2 separate regions of the Homo sapiens genome follow, and region 1 is linked to region 2. A link is a loop called in an ENCODE intact Hi-C map of the cell type or tissue named here. Cell type or tissue: PC-9. All regions are shown on one strand.

Region 1 (2,500 bases), 1.6 Mb after region 2:
GTGGACTCCCAACTCCCATCCTTCTTTAAACTGGAATTTGCTTTAATGTTTTCTATGAACTTTGTGGAAGATTTTTTTAAAGAAAGGGTTCTTTGGCTAAATATACTTGCCAACTATTGTAATAGAAGGCCATGGGAAGCTTCTGAAGGATTCTAGGCTGTGAAGCAGCCCTCTTTGATCTGTTTGGGAATCATATATATAAACTATAACTGTCTAATTAAAGAAATACAAGAGGTCATTCTGGCTATATCATCATAGCTCATTTAAACCTTCAGAAGAATTCTAACCAAGGTTTAATATGATTTCACCTGTGAGTAAAAGATACAATGATATACTATGTTAAAAATGATTTTCAAAGAACTGGCTTATAATAGTTTTCCTTAATATGCTAGAGTATTATATCAAAATTTACTTTTACGTTACTCAGAGTATATATTAAATATTTACTTCCTATAAACGCACATTCTAGCCATATATTTTCTATTTCCATTAATTATTAAATCCTACAAGGTATATGAATTATATGATAGAGAGCCATAAACCCTACATCATAGCAGAAATAAATGAAAAGAATATTATTTTAGGAACACCAAAAAGAGGATTAACAATTGAACTCAGTAATTGTTTTATAAGGAGAACTACACTATTTCGGCTATGGTTTTAAAATGTTTTCGGTTATTAAGTTGTGTTGTTTTGAAGTAAAAGAGGGTAGAACAAAGTTACCACTGGCAATAACCACTGAGTGAGATTTCTAAAAGGCTTTCTAAAAGGGTTGGTACCGGCTTTCCCATCGTGCAATAAACCATGAAAGTTATTTTTTAACATATCTGAGTGAAATATATAATTTTTAACCACTCTTCACTTGTATTAATTAAAGAAAAAGAGAGTGAAGCTGAGTAATACAGAGTTGTTAAAACAAAGATGAAGGCTCACAACTAAATCAACCAGTTTCAGCAACAGTTGGAAGCATATTCAAAGTACTGTTGGGACAAGGCAGAGGGATGGACTCAAGCCTCTGGGCAGTTTCTTGAGGAATTGTGCTTATGAAAACCCCTGTATTTGTTCAGGCAGTAATAGTTGAAAAATATATATTCTGGGGAAGTAACATAGCAAAACATAGCATTTTATAGGTTTTCTTCAAATGGAATTTTCCTGTATAAGGGTGTATGTGTATATATGTACATGAATATATACATACTCAGTAAATAGTACCATTTTGGTTACAAAGAGCTTGCTATAAAATTAGTATAATTTACACTTCTGATCCCTCTGTAACCAACCCATTCACCTGAAGAAAAACATAGTTGTTCTAACCTTCTAAATGAGCGAGATCGCCATCTAGTGGTGATGCTTTAAAATGTCAGGAATATGGCTTCTGGAGCCTAGAAAATGCTCTGTGGAATGTGGTGGACACTGAGTACATATTGTAGAACGTTCAAATTTTCTTAAACAACAAACAGCATAATACACGGAAGAATCTTTTTCTTTTATACTTAAAAAACCTCTAGAACAAGAGAGAAAAGCATCAACCAGACATATGACTCCCGGAGATAACTATTTTCAACCCTACTGACCAAACTAGTGAAGAGGGTTGCAGATGTTAAAATGTCAAGTTACACCAAATTTGGCCAATGTGGCTAACTAGAAAGAAGATTAATTATTTCTATACATTATATAATGAAAAAGATAAGTTACCGCAGTAGATTTTATTATTGGTCAAACTATTTGTTCCTTCTCCAAGAGGGGAAAGTATATTCTCCCGTTCCACTGATACGAAATTTGACGATGTAAATCGGTGGTGTCCTTTCTGGAAAGAAGATTATATATACCCTGTCCTGTCAAAATCAGGAATGGTCAAGTTACTTGCTTTGACCAATGAAATGTGACTAGAAGCAAAATGTCAATTCCTATCGGAGAAAAGGACAGCAATGTCCCATGTAGACACCTTTAAAACAAGACCGGCCGGGCGCGGTGGCTCACGCCTGTAATCCCAGGACTTTGGGAGGCCGAGGCAGGCGGATCACGAGGTCAGGAGATCGAGACCATCCTGGCTAACACAGTGAAACCTCGTCTCTACTAAAAATACAAAAAATTAGCCGGACGTGGTGTCCCAGCTACTCGGGAGGCTGAGGCAGGAGAATGGCGTGAACCCGGGAGGCGGAGCTTGCAGTAAGCCGAGATGGCGCCACTGCACTCCAGCCTGGGCGACAGAGAGAGACTCCGTTTCAAAAAATAAAAACAAAAATAAATAAATAAAATAAAACAAGACCAACAGCGTTCCAGATAAAGAACACTCTATCAGCCTCAATCATGGGGTATGGACATATGAAGCAGAAGCACACAGCTGACCCATGATGAATATGCATAATGTGTGAGAAATCACTTGTGGTTGTAAAGTCACTGTTTAGAGTTATTTGTCACTGCAACATAGGAGAGGGTATCTTAACCCATTTTTCTACATTTGGCAATTTAATATTTATATAACTATGAAGTCATCAGG
Region 2 (2,500 bases):
GCATAAGATATTGTTCTTTTAATATTTTGAACACTTGTAAAATCTATAGTTGTGACTTGGTAATTATATAATTACATATATGTATTAAAACAAAATATATAAGAAATGAGAAAAATTAATAACACTTATGAAAACTTAGAACTATTTCATTTAAATTACATTTTTACATTGCTGTGAAAAATCAAAGTGATATATGAAGATAATCAAAAGCATAAAAATGATAAGAAAAAAATCTTATACTTCAATAAACAAATGCAAACTCTTGTAATGAAACTAAATTAGCCATAATATCTTCTAATTTAATATAATTTGAGATTCAATCCACACAGCTGTTTAGCATAAGTTGATGAACTATTAAGTATAAAATGGTAGATGCTGTGAGAACCACTGCTACTGCTGCTGCTGCTGCTGCTACTACTAAAACAAGAATGACAATAGCTAACATGTATCGAAGGCTTACAATGTTCCAGTCACTGTTATAAGTGCTTTACATGTATTAACTCATTTATTCCTCGTAAGAACCTAATTTAATATTATTAAATTTAGGCATAGGCCTAGTAGGTAGGGAAGCCAGGATTCAAAGAGTGTTAATCTAGAGCCCTGTTAAACAATAAGCAAGACTTACTCTTAATTGATAAATAAACTTCAAAATATTATCAGTTAAAAAATTAACCAAGCTTTTTGTCTAATGCTTTTATCTATTCATATCACTTTTAAGTGCTCTTCACTTATAATGAGGTCTACAGGTGTGTTTGTGAGATACATATATCTCAAATGTATCAGTGACAACTGGAATTCTATCTAAACATCTTACTATTTCTAAGCAATAGTGTAGCTTTGAAAGATACAGAAAGAAAATAATTTTGATTCAGTGGGATAGAGCATTTAAAATCTTTGTACTGATAAACACAAGAGTACAAACTTCCATAACCTCCAGTTATTTTAAACACAAACAAAACTTTCCTTTTTTTACCTTAGCTTTATAAGCTTAGGCATTAAATCCAATACAAATACTAATCATATATTTGGGGGGCCAAATAACCACCACGTTGTAAAGTTTTTCATTCATTGTCTCGAAGCCATTAATTTGTATTTATTCAAAATTAAATATGTTTAATAACGGAAATTTAACTTCATCATTATCTAATTTAAAAAAGTAAATAGCTTGCCATTAATCATGCTATACATAGTATTCCTTAAACTTTCATCTTAGGTAGGTTTAAATATGAACTAGGGAAGGAAAACGTAAACATTAGCAGTTTCTTGGAGCACGTTTAATAGAGCTGGTTGCCACTAGGTGGCACCAAATACAATGGATAGAAATACAAAAACCATACTTTTCATGCATTTCCTTTATGTGTTCTTCTTTTGCTAGGAGTTCAAATTTCAAAGTCTTCACATTTGATGACTGTTTAGTGAGTTCATTAGTAGCATTCTAGATTAAAAATAGAAATAAATTTAAATATACCTTACAACCTTGGTCTAAGGCAGCATAAAAATAAGTGCCATTCTAAAGAAGAATACCTCTACAATAATTATGGTAAACAATAATTAAAATGAATATTTTAATATTTTAAATGCTTTATTTTATATGCTGTAATAGAAATAATAATACTAAAACTTTTATATAACATGCCAAACTATAGAGGAACACAATCATTTAAGAATTGCAAAGAGTATGTATCCAAAATACATTTACAGGAAATATGAGTTGTCCTGGTATAATGTAAATATGTGAATAATTAAGAATTTTAATGATTTAAGAAGATCACTTAAAACAAATACTGGATTTACTAACATCTTAGACGAAATATGGTCACAAATGCTTTGCTGCTCATCAAGCAGGGGAATCCATTTCCTAACCCACTGAACGTAGTCTGGCTTGTGACTTGCTTTGTCGAAAAGAATGCAGCAGAAATGAATTGTGTAAATTTCAGTTCCCAGGCCTTAAAGCTTTGTGGCTTCTCTCTTTCCCTTCTTGGAATGCTGCTCCAGGATCACCTTGCTAGGAATACAGTTGATGTATCATGTGGAAGTGTACCAAGGTACTCCAGCTGACAGGTAGTAGACCAATTGTCCGATCTATGAGTGAGGCTATTTTGTATCTTCCAACTAGGGAAATCTTTGGTTTGAAAAAATCCAGGGATATGAGGTAGCCCAGAAGAGACCAGCAAAAGAACTTCCCAGTCAACCCACAAAATCTTAAGAAATAATAAACTGTTGTTTTAAGCCACGATGTTTCGGGATAGTTTGTTAGAGAATAATGGTAACTGATAGAAAACCTCATGAATACTCAATCCTTCTTTACTTGAAGTTATTAATAATGCTACTTATTACATTATTTGTAAATAATTATTAGTTTTTCAAAGCAAAACATGTTTGTTCTGTGGTATTTGTTGTCAGTAGAGCCTAGGAACCAGAGGTGGTAACTAGAGTGTTAGAACACCTTTCAATTTTGACTCTAGTTCCAACTAAATGTGTAATCTAAGACATCACTTAG

The links. Peaks named below come from ENCODE experiments on the same cell type or tissue, not always from the same donor. Only the 100,000 strongest peaks of a DNase experiment are listed, where the experiment ranks them.
Region 1: a loop joins it to region 2, with 16 times the contacts of the local background. A loop is called at or near these places in 6 of 110 quality-filtered maps.

Annotation. Positions count from the first base shown.
Region 1 is chr9:15,836,111-15,838,610 of GRCh38, reverse strand. All of the region lies in intron 21 of CCDC171 (coiled-coil domain containing 171), which reads right to left. Among named protein-coding and RNA genes, the nearest start is that of CCDC171, 280 kb to the right of the region's middle. In PC-9, CTCF peaks have their summits at 1,127 and 1,326 (motif pointing left); no DNase peak of the experiment used is centred here.
Region 2 is chr9:17,461,851-17,464,350 of GRCh38, reverse strand. It overlaps CNTLN (centlein), which reads right to left. Exons shown (of 26, transcript NM_017738.4): 20 at 1,338-1,435. Among named protein-coding and RNA genes, the nearest start is that of SH3GL2, 120 kb to the left of the region's middle. In PC-9, CTCF peaks have their summits at 1,097 and 1,300 (motif pointing right); no DNase peak of the experiment used is centred here.